Linked DNA regions of Mus musculus: region 1 is linked to region 2. The links are chromatin loops, found by intact Hi-C in ENCODE. Cell type or tissue: left cerebral cortex. All regions are shown on one strand. Each heading gives the region's core, and the rest is flanking DNA. Links, peaks and the distances in the headings are about the cores only. Region 1 overlaps Plch1 (phospholipase C, eta 1). Region 2 overlaps Gpr149 (G protein-coupled receptor 149).

Evidence for each region. A loop is a pair of places that touch in the nucleus more often than their neighbours do. Peaks named below come from ENCODE experiments on the same cell type or tissue, not always from the same donor. Only the 100,000 strongest peaks of a DNase experiment are listed, where the experiment ranks them.
Region 1: a loop joins it to region 2, with 4 times the contacts of the local background. A loop is called at or near these places in 8 of 42 quality-filtered maps.

The regions. Positions count from the first base shown.
Region 1 is chr3:63,864,292-63,872,904 of GRCm38, reverse strand. It overlaps Plch1 (phospholipase C, eta 1), which reads left to right. Exons shown (of 24, transcript NM_001370984.1): 3 at 2,131-2,249. The coding sequence starts at 2,171. Among named protein-coding and RNA genes, the nearest start is that of Plch1, 31 kb to the left of the region's middle. In left cerebral cortex, for the core only: a CTCF peak has its summit at 4,397 (motif pointing right); DNase peaks (open chromatin) are centred at 4,400 and 7,419.
Region 2 is chr3:62,535,298-62,543,297 of GRCm38, reverse strand. All of the region lies in intron 3 of Gpr149 (G protein-coupled receptor 149), which reads left to right. Among named protein-coding and RNA genes, the nearest start is that of Dhx36, 32 kb to the right of the region's middle. In left cerebral cortex, for the core only: no CTCF peak of the experiment used is centred there; DNase peaks (open chromatin) are centred at 846, 1,135, 1,568 and 4,955.

The DNA.
Region 1 (8,613 bases), core at 351-8,350, 1.3 Mb before region 2:
CCAAGAGTCCAGGTTAGTTGACTCTGTTCATCTTCCTGTGGATTTCCCATCCTCTCTGGGGCCCATAATCCTTCCCACAACTGTTCCATAAAACTCCCCAAGCTCCATCCAATGTTTGGCTGTGGGTCTCTGCATCTGTGTCAGTCAGCAGCTGGGTGTAGCCTCTCAGAGGACTGTTATGCTAGGCTTTGGTCTACATGTATAAAGGTGTCAGGGATTGCTGTTTACCCATGGGATGGGTCTCAAGTTGGGTCAGTAATTGGTTGGCCATTCCCTCAATCTCTGCTCCATTGTTGTCTCTGCATTTCTTGTGGAAGGACAAATTTGGGGTGAAAAGTTTTATAGGTGGGTTGGTGTCCTTATCTCTCCACTGGGGATGGTCTTCTTTTTAGTTCCATGTACATTAGCAAGTGTAAGTGACATGCACATATTTTGTAAGTGAGCGATACTACTGTTAATTATGAAAAACGTATTTTCTTGGAAAAGGTAGTGCCCTTAATAATACAGAGGACTTCAAAATTGTGTATTTAGGTAAAATGCTGGAATAATGAATATTAAAAAATAGTTATTCTAGGAGAGAGATTTGCAATGAGGAAAGAGGATACCAGAACAGGAAAGAACATGGGGGTACTTCAGTACTGCAGTTTTGAAAAAAAAATAATAACATTTCATTGTTTTTGGTGAATTTACTTGTGTTGCTGGATATCAAATTCAGGGCACTGTACTTCTAAGCACGTGCTTTATAAGGCACACTCCACCCTTTACTACATTATTTATACATCTAAAAATATTTGGGATATAATATGAGATGTTGGCTTTGGAGGGCAAAGGTAGGCTTGTTTCTGTAGTCAGCTGTTCTGCAGCATTTCTCTCCGTGGTCCCACATGCTTTTCTTTACCCCCTCAGCTTAAGAAACAGGAGCATCATTCTAAGCTGGCAGGGATGAAGTGAAAAGAAGGGGAGGGATTCAGGATTGTGTGGAGCAGCAAGCAGTCTGAACGGTAGATAAGATCCCCGTTGTGGAAGGTTAAGGAGAAACTTACCAAGCTCCTGGAGCCTCCACTAGCTGTCCCAGTGTGACACCTTATCCCACTGGGATACCTTACCTTTTTCACTAAGCCACTGGGGTACATTTACAAAACTATAGACTGTTGCAATAGGACAGATGACAAAACTGTTTTCCACCTGTGGGGTTTGCTTCTTGCCAGCCTTGCAGTTTTGTTATGTTTTTTGTTTGTTTGTTTGGTTTTGGTTTTTTTTTGGGGGGGGGTTGGTTTTTTTGGTTCTTTGGTTTTTTTTTTTCTTCCTGCTACTGTTCCCCCCCACCTCCAGCATTGTGATGTGAACCGAAAGGAGGTTGGAATTCTGAAACGTCACTAGCCAAACCTTGTGAACAAAGGCTTCCTTGTTCAGGGTCATGCACATTGGCTTTGCAGTTTAATTCATCAGCTCAGATCTCTGCTTTTCAAGTGTTTGGTCTCTGCAGAGGCTGGAATCTCTGCAGGTTCTGTGAGCACATTATGCTAGAGGCCTGGCCAGCTCTAGTTACATCTGTAAGCCTGGGTGGATCCAAGGATTAGTGGCCCTAAATAAATACCTCCAATGAACTAAAAGAAGGCAAGTAAACTTTGTTATAGTTTGGCATATCTGTGCCCAATTAGACTCTGCAATAATTTCTAACATTTTGCGAGTTGGTTACATAACCTACCCGGATGTCACCAACACAAAATTCAGGAGTTGAGAATAATAGCTCACCTGCTAGTGAGACCTCTGGAAATTGATTAGTATTGACTGTTTTGGATCCTGATAGAATGCAATTGAGACCTGGAACACAAAATATAGTCCTGAAACCTGCTTAATGATAGCTTGCTTTCCTCAGCAGACAGCAGTAGCTGAGTGCAGGATGATGTTGTTGGAAAGAGTTATTGTTTTGGTATGGGGGAAAAAAAAAGCAGCATTCAAGTTCTTGGAAGTTCTGTGGGAAGTTTGTTATGGGCTGGAGGAGTCCTGGTCTACATTTTAGCCTTGTATGTTGCCCCCAGTGCTAGGCAACACATGGCAATGTGCTGTCTGGGTGAGCGTGTGCCTGCTCTTTTCTTCATTTCTGTCTCATTCTGTCTCTCTTGATAGGGCAATTTCATTTGGATGCTGTGCCAGACATCTTCCAACAATGAACTACTGGAACGGTGAGAAGAGGAACTGTGTGCAGTACCGCAGACATTTTCTGGTGGACAACCGCGTGTTTCATGGTGAGCTGTTGTACTTATGTAGCTGAGACTCTGCTTTCGGAAAATTACTTTCATTGTACTGTTTTGGATGCAAGTATGGTCTAATTGTTGGGCTGAACCAAGAGCTTGAGTTTGTCTTAAAATTCCACCAGACCGTGACCTGCAGTTTTCATCAACGTGAACTTCCTCAAAAAACAGCAATGGTGTTCTTCTTCCTACCACTCAGCCTTTCTACTCCTGTTGACTCCCAAAATGTACCTTTTCAATGGTTGTAACTATTTGGGGTTTGAAAACTTAACCAGTGTATCAGACCACAGGAAAAGAGAACAGAGAACCTTGCTACACTTCAGAATGTCTGCTGGGTGGGTTACTGTAGCTCAACAGAGGGTTATTAATACAGGTCATTTTCCTGATAAATAATAATTGTCTTAGACCATTGCCTTTAACCAGGCTATAGCTTCTTGTTTAGTGTCTCATAGTCAGGGATAAGCTTTGTCCATCCTCCTACCAAGATATTCCCATGGGAGTAATTTATTTGTGAGCCAAAGGTTTCGGGGGTATTGGAATTTGTAGAGCAATGTCCATCAGAAGTCCAGGAGATGCAAAGGTTTCATGAGACCTGAGTGATGCTTAATTAAACACACTACTGTTTATTTTCAACTTTCGCATTGTGGATTTCATCCCTCATTTTGGTAACAGATTTAATGTGTATCATTACTTTAAAGGTAAGTCTGTGACAAGTGCTACTCTACCCACTGGCTCCAGTAGTTGTATGGCGCTCTTCTCAAGACTCCTCGTGTGACCCTGCAGAGGGTGACTTTATCTTACAAGTAAAGAAAGGAGGCTGAGACTGTCACCTTAGCTAACCCCTAAATTGCAGTCCATCTTTCTAGGCTGATTCTCTCATTATTGTCATTTCATTATTGTCAACACGGAAGATGTGGGAAGTAACTGGGATATTACTTCAGAAGTGAGGATCTGTCTTGCTCTCCTCTGAAGCTCACCCAAGAGTGCTGTTGGCTGCTTCGTGTCTACACTCATGTTGTCAGCCGTATGGTATTTTCTGTTAAGATTTATCTGTCTCAAGGGACAGAGTGTTACTGTATTGTTGAAATGACGCAGTTTATTGCCATTTTCCTTATTGTAAATGTCTTCACCTGGAGAGTTAAAACCATAGTTATGATGTGAATAAAATTCTGATATGTTTTTATAGTTATATTTCAGTTAGCATGTTTCTATATCTCGGTCTTTATTTGCCTTTTTTTTATTTCAAGGAAGAAATTATTTTGGCTCACAGCTTGAAGGCACAGCCTATCACTGGGGGGGGGGGAGTGGTGTCAAGTGTTTTAACTATGGAGGTAACAGCAAGAGTCAGCTAGTCGCACTACCTCAAGAAGTATAGATGAATGCTTGTGCCTAGCTCCTTTTCTCCTTTTCCCCATTTTTAAAAATTCATTCTGGAGCTCCAAAGTCCACAGTTAGAGTGAATCTTTCCTCCTCAGTTAACTCTTTGGAAGCTTTCTCACAGATACACCCAAAAGTATGTCTCTTAGGTGAGTCTGAAGAGTCAAGTTGACAATGGTGGTTAGCTATCACGAGGAATGCTATGTGCAGGGCCTAATAGTGAGCACTGCTCTTTTGAGCCCTTTGGAAATCTTTGTAATAGTTCATCCCATTGTTTGGATAGAGGAACTAAAGCTTAGAGGTTTTGAAGTGGAGATCCGGTGTTCAAACTCTGATCTTCAGGTCTCCACAACCCCAGTGTTTCTGCCTAATCCAATCTATCATTCTGTTCTGCGAGATGAGTTCTCAGAACTCTACCACTCAGCTACACCCCTGGGCCTTGAGAGGTTTGAAGTTCATTCAAGGGTCCTTGCTCTGTCATTAACCAGTAGTGGATGAACTTGAACAAATTAGACAGTCCTTCAGGTGTGTAACTCTCCCTTGTGTCAGGACTCAACCCTTGGAGGTAGGAACAGTGAACTTCCAAGGTATGGGCAGTGGATTCAGTGAGCATGCAGGCCTGTTTCATAGTAAGGAAGTGTGAAATAAGCATTCTGGTCTTGACAGGTTTCAAGGTTATTTTCTGGCATCTTAGATTCCTTTGAACTATCTCTGAGAGTAAAAATTTTTACATTTTTGTGAGTGACTTTTCACCAAACACAAGATACACAAGGGGGCAGTGTCGCATTGAAAATGTGAGTTGGTTACTTTTCATGGTTCAGGAATTACTTCTCAAAGGGTTTAGAAATATTAAATCCTCTCAAGATTAAGAGACTTGAAGCCAGTTAGAACCACAATTCTCTTCATTTGTAATGCAACTAGTGCCTTTAAGAATTGATTCTGATAGGGCAAGTCATCAAACTTGGTTTCTTTGCCTGAACTGATTTAGTGATTGAGGGCTGAAAGACTCCCTGCTCATCTGTCTGTGGGAACTCATCACTTGGCTAAAGTAGGAACAGTGAACCTACCAAGTGTGTTGGTCTGAGTCAGGACTCAACACCTGTGAGGTAGGAACAGTGAAACTATCAAGGTCAGGGCTGTGAGTTCAGTGAGCATGTTGGTCTGTTTCATGGTAAGACAGTGCTAATAATAATATTTGGGCAATTCAATAACATCGAGGGAGGAGGGGGGTTGTGGCGGGGGAGGGAGTGAGCCAGGGTAAGATGAGGTGAAGAAATGTTTATTTGGAGAGAGGGACTTCTGAAGCAGGCATGCTCCTTCATCAACTTTTGCTTACCAATTGGCATTTTTGTTTATATTAATGGCAGTTCTTATATAACCAAGTCAACTATGATAAAGAGAGAGAAGCCTTTATATCACAAAATTAAAGCATCATTCCACTCACATGATAGCCTTTTGAAATATGCCCATTTGAATGAACAAATGTCTTAACATTTATTTTTCCACAAAGACTTGAGCAGTGTTCCCAGGAGATGAGATAACTACATTAAAATGGGGGACTTAGTACACAAAGATTCTGAATAAAAGTTGAAAATGTAGCATCGCTCTTCATAAAGCTCACCTTACACTCATTTTCTGGTTATAATGGCAATGTATTCTCATTGGAGATGATTTAGAAAAGTTACAGGCCAAATTGAAGAGACTCCTTAATCCAACAAACATCTTGCTTTGCCCTAAATTGTTATCTGTTTGTTGAGTATTGACACAAACTAGAGTCACCCTGGGAAGAAGAAACCTCAAATGAGGAATTACTTTCAGTAGACTGGACTGTGGGCCTGTCTGTAGGGCATTTTCTTGATTGCTATGGGATGGTGCAGCCTGCTGTCGGCTGTTCTGATCCTGAGCAGGTATAAGTCAAGTAGCTGAGAAGGCCAGGAAATAGTAATGCCCATGGTTCTCTGATTTATGGTTCTGGCTTGTAAGGTTTCCATCTTGAGTTCCTGCCTTGGGAGGGATTGTAACATGGAAGTATAAGCCAAAACAACGCTTCTTCACCAAAGTTGCTTTGGGGCATGGTGTTTATCACAGTAACAGAAATTGAATTAGAACTCTGTTCTTTCATCTTTGTAACACTGCTGCTGCAGGAATGGGGAACACTGGCAGATGTCTCGTAGCTCAAAGGTGAGCTGGTAGATTAAATTAGTTCAATGTTCAATTATAAGAGAGGCTCAGTTAGGAATTATAATTTTTTGTGTTTCTACTCTCTCTTTGTCCTCATTTCTATGTGCACGTGTGTAGAGTATGTCTGTGTGTATATGGGTCTTTTCAGAGGCCATAGAGGGCATTGGATCCCCTGGAACAGACTCAAAGGCTCTTGTGAGCCACCTGAAATGGGTGTTAGAAGAGATCCCTGGTCCTCTGGAAGAGCAGCAATCAAGCATAACTGCTGTGAATTATGTAACTAGATTTACTTGTATTAGTGTCTTCCCCCTAAGGCTCATCATAGGTATTACAAAGAAACAGTGTCTTCCAGACATAATGGGATTGACACACGTATGAATTCAGAGACTGTGATGGCAAAAGTTTAAGCCAGACAAAATGCCAGCACAGAGAATGGGGTGGGGGGCAGATACAAAGTCTTATCACTAACCAGAAGCTGTTTGCAATTGGTACCTAGTTGGAAAGAGAAAACTAGTTTTTTTTCAATGGACTTGCACAGGGTATCTCAACCACACTTTAGGGCAGGCTTCATATTCAGGAATAGTTGGCCAACACTAAAGGACTCTGTGGGTTTGTGTGTGTGTGTGTGCTTTATGTTTTGTTTTGGTATTTTTTTATCTTCCTGTTTTTTTAATTTTGATTTTTCTTTCTTTTAGGGAGAACATTGGTTGGGAGGTGGGGAGGATCTAGGTAGAGTTGGGAAAGGGGAAAGAATATGATCAAAATATAATATGACTTTTTTTTCCCCTCTGAAAGTAAAAAGAAGTGTCAGTAACATCAGCAGGTTTAAATCTTACCTAAGTAGCTAGGCTATACTTACCTGTCAAACCCTAAGCCCTGTTTTGCCTGTTGATGGCTGAAAGAAGGCAGACTCATTTGTCTTTGCCTCTCTTCTCAGGATGTGAAACCTCGGTCCTCCAGTTTGGTACATGGGCAAGAGATGGTCTTTCAACTTGTACCTGGATATCTACTTGCATGTGATTGGTGCTGAGTGATCAGGACCACCAGTTCTGAATATTTAGTTCCACTTTCACCTCCTCTGTCACCAAGAGTCCATGAGATAGAGAATCCATCGTCTCCCTTTAACTTTATCACTTCTCTGTTGCACTCTGTTGTTTATCATCTCCATCTCTAGCACTTGTGTTCTCTTGCCTCTAAGGTAGTAGGGCAACTTGCCCTATCCATTCCTATATTCCCATGTTTCCTCACTTGAGTCTTCTCTGTATTTCCAAGGCTGTAAAAGATGGGTGGGGTAAGGGGTGGTGTTTTCCTCTCTGCAGATGTCTCTTCTTACTTTTAAGTGGCAGATACCCCTAGCAGCCTATACCATAAGCCTATATCATATCTTCTGTAGCACATTCCCTGACTGGCACATGAGTGAGACATGTTCTTCAGCATGCCATCCCTGCCACCCAGGACACCCAGGATAAGGGTCTAGGTTTGAACGGCTCTCTCATATCTCCTGGTAGCTTGTGATTATCTTTTAGTGTTTTAGATTAGGGTGAGTTCGTGTCCCTAAACACTGGCATTATTTACTGTGTCTATTTCTTGTACTGTTGTATACCGGCATTGATCAGAGCCAGGCAGTGATCTGTCTATAAAAAATTTATGTTGAGATGATTCAGCCTCTTTTTTTTTTTTTCTTTTTTTTTTTTTTTTTTTTTTTTTTTTTCAGGAATCTAATTCAGTGAAAGCTTTTGGCTGGGAAACTGAAGCCCTGTGATTTCCCGGCTGAGCTTTCTCTGACAAGGACATTCACATTGTACAGTAATACAGGGGATGAAAAGTCCCTGCTGAGTGCCTAGCAAAATGGCAAACCAAAGGTCTGGATGTGTGGGCAGCCTGGGTGGGAGAGAAGGTGCAGAGTTCACGTTTAATTGTGTCAAACAAGTCTGTCACCTTCAAGAAAGATTCTTGGCTAGCCCTTTCCATTAGATTATCCATTTTTTTTCTTTGATGCCTTTGGCCTTTTGGGCATCAGCAAACAGAAAAGGGCTGTGATCCTTTCATCCATCTACACTTGGGAACCCCAATTTCCTAATTACTCAATTAGAAGGAAGAAATAGTGTGTTTAGTACAGTCAACTTCTCCTTCAGACTTGCAGAATTCTCACATGTTAAGTAGTTACTAAGTAAGAATTATTTCCCATTAGACCTGTGCTACACAATTAAGCCTTTATTCTTTAAGCTGCATTTCCATAATTATAATTAATTTTCCTCTGCTCTTTCATTTTCCCAATTGTCTTTCATACTCTGTGTCTAATATATGCGGAGATTGATAGAAAGATGAGACATCTCTTCACCAGTGGACTCTGCGTCCTTCTAGGGCACCATAATTATTTAATTTAGCTACACAAATGATTTGGAGTTTTTCCTTAGGCCACAATAGTAATTATTAGCGGTTGCATTTGTAATCATGAAAACCTCTTATCTTCCCTCTGTCAAAACAAAGATGGAAAACTGCAGTTTGTCCCTTTATAATGTGTAAATGAAAAGCCATCTCAACAGAAATATGATGTGTTTGTATTAGGGCTTATTCCTTTCAGCAAATATGTTAATTACCAAATGCAAGCTGTGGGGTTCAAAGGTATATCCAGATTGTCTTGATTTAAAAAGTCCGTAATGGGAAGTAGTTCAGCCTATGTTCATAACTATAGTTCCCATGTATATACTGATCACATTACAGCAAGTGCATGCCAAACTGAGTCCTGGCCTGCATACTGATCTGCTCAGTGCTTACCTGATAAGCAAGATGATATACT
Region 2 (8,000 bases), core at 1-8,000:
TGGCAGTTCCCAGAAGCTGTCAGCTTCTGTGGTACAGACTCTCACCTGTGCAGACTAAATTCCTAAGTTCCAGGGAGTCCCGGAACCAAGATGGCGACTGCTGCTGCTGAGGCTGAGGCCGCCTCCCAAGCCAGGCGGACACCTGTCCTCTGGTCCTGAAGGTGGCCGGCTGTCTGCGGCCTGCCAAGGGTGCTGCCTCAGCGGCTCTGTGCTTCCGCCTGTCCCAGAAGCTGTCCGGTTCTCTGGCGCACCCTCTAACCTGTTCAGACTAATTTCCTAAGTTCTGCTGAGTCCCGGAACCAAGATGGCGACCGCTGCTGCTGAGGCTGAGGCCGCCTCCCAACCAGCCTAACATTTTTGTAGTAAACTTTACTTGGTCATAATATGTATTTATTCTATTGATTCCTGGATTCTAATTGTTAATATTTGTTTTAGATACTTATATCTGTATTTATGAGTGATATTATTCTGTTAGATTTTCTGATGCTATCAATATAGTTTTGGTATTAGACTAAAATCAAATCTTTGAAATAAACTGTTCCCTCCTCTTCTAGTTTTTGCAGGAAAATTGATATTTATTAGTTCCACTCAAAATTGGTAGATTTCTCTGGTGAAACCACCTGTGTTGTAGGGTATTTCTCCTTTGACATTTTTAAGTTACATTTTCAAATGCCCTGGTAGCTTCTTTAGACTTCAATCCCTGTTTAATTTTTAGATGCCCTGTGGTAGGTTTTGTGCTTTCAGGGCCTCAGTATGTTTCATTTAAGTTGCTGAATTCAACCGTGTGATTTGTACATCATGCCTCCCCATCCTTCTAGCATCTGTGGTTATCACCTGATCCTTTCTTACGCAGGTCATCTGCATCTTCTCTTTTGCTTTTGTCAGTGCTCCTAGGGGTGTCAATGTTATTGATCTGTTAAAGAAACCAACTCGTGAGCATTTATTTTCTCTGTGGCTTCCATTCACATGATTTCTGTTATCTTATTTTCTTCTTTATTGCTGCTTTGCTTATTTTGCTTTTGCTGTTTTAAAAATAAATCTTGATGAAAGCTTAGGCTTGAGACTGCTGCTGTATTCTAATACACGGATTTAGTGCTTTAAATTCCTCTCTCAGTGCCGCTTTAGCATGGATTTTGGTACGCTGAATCTATTTTAATTCAGCCCAATGTGTTTTTATTTCCATCAACACTTCTTCTTTGAGTCATGCACCATTTCTTAGTGTTTGCTTAGTTTCTGGGAGTTTGGGAATGTTCTTGTTAAATTCTGGTAACCCTGATTCCACAGATAGAACAATATTCTGTATAATTTTATTTCTGCTCAATGCATTTTCATTTCTTTTGAGTCATTTAACAAATTAAAGATAACCTCAGAGGATACTAAAATGCATTCATGCCGAATTAAGAAATGAAAACAAAATCACTTCCTCTTGAATTAGTTGAACTGGAAGTGAGCCCAAGTTTTAATTTTCTAATCTACCTGTGCCTTTCATGAGTTGATAGTCCATGGTTACTGACCCACCTGTGAGCTCTTTGTTGTGAGTCTGCTCTGTCCTTGTTGTGCCTGTCTCTGAATGTCTGTGTCTGAATCTGAGCCTATCCCTGTGTCTGTCCATGAGGAGAACATTGTTCTGTATTTGTTGAACAGCACAGAAAATACCGTATGGAGGACATGAGGGATTCTTTACAAAAATTCTTAGAATTTTACAAGGGAAGAAATTTAACTGATCCCATCTGACTCACAGTAGCAGACAACACTGAAAACCTATGCAATTGAGCTATATCTACATTACTTGCAAAATGTTTGGTGGATCTTTCCTTTAAAGTTGCTTTCAACCTGTTGGCTGTTTTCAGCTAATGATTACCATAGCTTTCTTTACTTTACATACACACATACTTTATTCTGGGTTAGGGTCAAGAAAGGGTACATAATTTAAGATAAAACTGAAGCACTTTCTTGGTCTGTAAAGGCTGATTGTATGGGAAATTCAAGGCAAGTAGAGCTGGCTATATTGTTCTCTTAAAGGTAGGTTAAGTTTAAACAGGCTGAATACACAATAGGAGAGCAGGTTAGTACACAGAATTTAAAGAGCTCAAGAGGTATCAGTAATTTTGCTGAGAGGTCTGTCAAAAGTTGTCTTTGGGGGAATCTTCAAAAAGATTTTCTTATAATATGTATCACAACATTGTTCCCTGAACTAGCACTAACATTTGAATAAAATACATACTGTGTTTTTATTGGATGGAATTTTCTTAAAAATAGTCTACAGATTGATTAAATTGCATGGACCCATGTCAATCTTGCTGGTTTCTGACTTTGTTCTCAGTTGTTGATACAGTGTTTGCAGTCTCCAGCTCTATGAAGAAGTTGCTCATTTTCCTTTGCTGTTACCATTCTTACATCATGTATTGCACTACTCAGTGGTCTGTTGTGTTCATTTTAGGATTGCTACCTGTTTCTGATGGATTGATCCCTTTACCACTGTGTAATAATCTTTCCTGTCACTGGAAGTTTTCTTTGCTCTAAGGTCGACATTTTCTTTTCTCCTGATGATTCATTATTTATATGTGTGTGTGTGTGTGTGTGTTTCTGTGTATCACTTCACAATCTACTCATCTTATTATGGTTGAAGTTAAATGCATTGCATGATCTAATAACTTCGAAACCACCCCATCACTCTCCATCGCTCTAGCTTGCCTAAATCATTCCTCCACATAGAAGACTATGTAAGAATTATCTGACATAAAGATAAAATGTAGAAAAACCATTACATTCCCCACGCCTTTCCAAGCTCCCTTTCTCAAGTCCTGATATGAGACACAGAAAATAGGAACTTACAAAACATCTTGGGCTCTACCCTCTCTGTGCCCTGGAACAACTAGCATACATGAGAGCCTTGCTATGTGTTAAGCATTCTACCCATCCCTTCCTGTGCATGAAATCTTGTAAGGTTAATGTTTTCAAAAGACAAGCCTAATACTCAGACAAGTGAAGACTACACAGATTGTGACTCCACTGGGTTCAAAGACAGGTGTATATGACTAGGTGGTAGAACTTCAGCCCTGGCATCCACAAAATCAAAGAGTTTTGGTGTGGCAGTGTCTGTGTATCCCTCAGTTCCTCATATGCCAGTTCCTGTACAAACATCCAAGTTCGTGGATCTTTCTCTTACACAAATGATTTTAATAGACCTCCTGTTTGTTTTCCCTGGTACCTCATTCACACTTTTCAATCCATATTTCGGAGGCTGCTCAGTTATCCTCCTAGAATACACTTCCCCCATTTTATTCCTATTAAAGTGATCCTTGTAAGATCTACTCAAGATCTTTATGTTAAAGCTGCTTTCTAAATACTGTTTTACTTCCTAATGTGAAAAAAATCCTTTTTCTTTCCATGTTTCCCCAGAATACTGTAGTTTATCCCCAAATTAGGAGAGTGAAATATTAGCCATGTTTATCTCAGACTTGCAAGGAAATAGAATGACATGAAGTAGCAAAATGGCTTAGAGCAAAGGGCATGAGACAGGTGATCTTGGAATTGGGTTAGACTATGACATGCACTTAGTTGTGCCTCCCACAACTCAATTACGTCATCATATGTATGCTTTGGTTATCCAAAGGACTTCATTTTAGAAGATTAATATGCATATTAATTGCGAAAGTGTTACACACTCACCAGAAATTGTCGCATGTGGCTCATGGTCAGCCAGGTAAGTAAGTATTGGTCATGGTGAGCATCAGTCTTCATGGTTAGACTTTCACCATGAAAAAAGGCATGGGCTGAGGAGATGGTTCAGTGGCAAAGATGCTTGCTGTACAAGCCTGAAACCTGAGTATGGAGACCCAGAACCCTCACAAAAAGTGGCATTTGTAATTCCCAGTGCTCTGGGCTATGGTTTCTATGGGCAGCCAAAACAGTGAGGTTTCAGTCCTGTCTCAAAAGTAAGTAAGTAAGTAAGTAAGTAGATAGATAGATAGATAGATAGATAGATAGATAGATAGACAGACAGACACCTCTGGTCTCCAGATTGACCTCATAAGCAAAAGTACTCCCTATGCTCTCCCCACCCACCCCCCCCCCCACACACACACACACACTCCAAATTAAAATAAGAAAGGGCATAAGGCACACGCCTGAGGTCTGGGAGGGTAGACTTCGCCACCCATTTTTTCACAGAAAAGTATTTTATTAAAGGCCTTTATTTTCTTCCCCAACTTTTTCTTACTTTAATCAGTTCCTGTGGGTCATCACATATTGGTTCACTAATCATACAAAAAGGACATGGTTGGACAGAAGACTTGAGGAGCTGGGAATGTGCACATATGTAACATTTATAATTACGGAGGTCCCCCAGACAAACCTTTTTTAAAATTTTAATTTTCTCATGAGTTTTTGTGTCTGATACTTGTTTTCTTCCTGGTATGTATATTCCAGCTTCTCCAGCCTGCTTTAAGTCTGCTTGACCTACACTTCTCGATGTATATACTTTTAAAGGCCAAAGTCTCTCTAAAATCATGAAAATTAGATTTTTAAAAAAATATTAAATTTGCCAATCATTTGGATTACTCATGAATCAATGGTACATTCCAATTTCTGATTCAGAGGACCCATGACCAACTGTGGCCTTGGATAAAGTAATGATCTCTTATGCTGTAATATGCCTTGCTTAAGTTGAATAATTCAGACAAGCAAGAGAAAGCTTCACCTTGTTCAGATAATCATGTAGAGAGACTCTTTTTATATTATAATTTCACCCTGAATTCACCTAGAAGCTTATTGTGAAAAAAGAAAAGGCATTCAGTGTATCCAAGGTCAGCAAGTTTGAATCAATTATCACAGATTATTTGTGCTAATGTGTTTACATGGCAGGCTCTCTTCTCCTTAAGTATTTGTGAGGTTCAGAAATGCTTTTCATTTCCAAATTAAAAAAAAAAAAATTCTCCCAGCCACCCACACTCCTGAATGTACTGCAGTAACGGGTTAGCATTATTCCCAGGCAAATGCAAATTCGCTCACTTTAATATGGTAAGAAAGCACAGACTATGAAATGAATAGTTCCAGGTTATTTAAATAGATTATTCTGATTGTGCAATAAAGATGATGTCTAATTAAGTCCCATACATTTTAGTTTTATCCAAGAAAATGTTGAGAAGATCTTCCCATATACCTAAAACTAACACCTCTTACTCAGCATGGTCAAAATACAAAAATATATTTTGGACAGTAATATTATTTTGCATTTTTATTTGCTTCAAAAAATTTACATAAAAACAAAATAACATTCTGTTATTCTTCTTGCTATTCTGTAGTTGTTTTGAACCATGGTCTTGTTTTGAGAGGAAGACTGGTCTCAGATTCATGATCTTACTTCCTCTACCTCCTAAGTTTGGAGATTATAGGCCTTGGCCACCATATCCAGCTTCTCCACTTATTTTGAAATAGCATCTTCATCATATACTGTATCTTGTTTCTTGGCTGAGCTTTAACAGCTACAATGTTACCACATTAGTATGTTTATACTTTTTTTTTTTTTGCTTATTCACAAGCTTATACATTTTTCACAAGACAAAGGAGAATTCCATTTGGATTTTCATTTTAAAAATATATTAAGTCATTATCCTCAGACTTGTAATGCATCTCCTCAAAATAAAATATTGCCGCTATTTCCTTCTGTTTTTGTTTGCTGATTTTATTACTGTGGTGGTTGTCTTGGCAGGTTTCACAATAGTGCTGTTGTTTGGAATCAGACCTTTTTTTTATTTTAAAGGTTATATAGATGTACATGTCTGAGAGTTTTCCCTGATGTATGCTTGTGCTTCATATGCATGCCTGATGCCCATGGAGGCCAGAAGAGATTATTAGATCTGATTCCCTGGAACTGGAATTGGGTAGAGTTGTGAGACACTATGGAGATGTTGCAAACCAAACCTGGGTCCTCTACAAGAATAGCAAATTTTCTTTAACTCTGAACCATTTCTCCAGACTCTGAATGGAACCTTTTAAAAACTTGTTTTGATTGGTAACAGCTACCAGGCTCTCGGTTTTACTTGTAACTGAACCACCTCACTAGAGTCTGTCATTCGTTCTCACTCAGATTTTTCTTTTCTCTAGAATTATTAGGTAGAAAATTGGTGCTGCCCCCAGCTGTGTAGCCTTGTTTCTTCCTGCTTGGTGCCTGTGCACCTTATTCCTTTTTTTATGGATTGTGCCCCAGCTAGGACCTTTAGAGCAGTGCAAAGTATCGTCAATGCCAGGGATTTCCACCATCTCTGAGGATGTAGTCCTGCTTTGGGAAGGTTCTCTGGTATCTCATTCCCTCACTTGAAGCTAAGCTAACTTCCCCATGACAGCCTTGAGCACAGCATTGCATCTTCATGTGGACTGGGGTGTTTCTGAGGGGGAGGTTGAGCAGATCTGTGTTTTGTGGGATGTTAAGGCATGTGAGCATCTTCACTCCACTGTTGAATATCAGCCAGCCTCCCTTTCACTCATAATAATAACTCAGTCCACATCTTCTATTCTATCAATAACAGTAGAAAATCCTGGTAATTTTACTGAGTCTGACAACTCCTCTTTTATACCTTTCAATATCATAGTTCTCTTTATTCATGATTCCATTCTCAATAGCCTGCAATGGTGTTCTATAACTTAAATAATACCTAAGTCCTGTTTAAGGAGGACAAATAATTCTATAAATGATGTCAAATTTTTATGGTTTTACTTAAAGATGTAAAAATAAAATATGATTGTACAAATAAACTAGGGGCTTATTTATATTTGTAAACCCAGTCCAAGAGAGACACAGGCAGGAAGGTTATGTTGCCAAGGAAAGTCTGATTTTTAAACTATACCTATAAAGTACATGTAAAATATATCACCTTGATCATATTTAAATGATCACTGATTGGCTATATTTATCTTAATATATGATAATGCTAGTTATTTTTTGATTTTGGAGCCATTGTTCTGTTTTCCATGGCATCTGCATCATTTTACTTTCCCACAAACAATAGGTCCCAAGATTCTATGCATCCTCTTTAATAAGGTGTTTTTCTGTATTTTCATTGTAGCACCCCAAAGAGTTTGAGCTTTGATTGGCATGAGTTCTTGCATGAGCGAGGCTGAGCACCTTGCCGTGTATGTCCTGGCTACCTGTGCAACTTCTTTTCAGAAATCTTCTCCAGGTTCTTGGCACAGCCTGATTTTTTTTTCTGTTGTTGTTTGTTCTTATCTCTGCTTTTGCTTCTATAGCTCTCAAATATAGATCATCCATTTGAATAGGAAGGTTTGAAAAAATTATTTTAATAACATAGTACTTTAAATGCTATTTCAGAAAAATCAGCCTTTATACTTATCCAGACTTTGGCAATATCTAATTCTAAAATGTTAATCTGAATGAGCTATCATCCTTTTAACTCACTATGTGGATCTGTCAAATCAGATGAAGAGGACATTTCCAATCTCATTTACTCTTAAACATTCTTGAAGGTTTATTTTTACTTTGTGTGTATGAGTGTTTTATTGCATGCGTGAATACATACCATATGCATACCTCATGCCTAGAGGCCAGAAAAAGGCATTAGAGCCCTAGGATTGGCAGTTATAGTCACTTTTGAGGCTCCTTGTGAGTACTAGGAGCCAAACCTGAGTCCTCTTTGAAAGCAACAAGTGGTCTTAATCTGTGTACCATCCCTTCCGACGTCTTAATTGTTTACATTTTATGTACTAATTTTGGAGGTAGAGTGGCATATGCTAATGCTATGGTTTGTGTGTGGAAGTCAGAGGGTGACTTACAGGAGTATGTTTTCTCCTTCTTCTATGTGGGTTCTAGGCACCAAACAGAGGTCACCGGGCTTGCATGGCTAATGATTTTACCTGCTGAGCCCTGGTCCCTCATCTGCTTGATATGAACTGCTATCAGCAGTACTGTTGCTGTATATGAATGTTGTATGCCAGCCCACGGCCTACATGAACTGGGTACACCTGGGAGGCAGGCTGGGGCT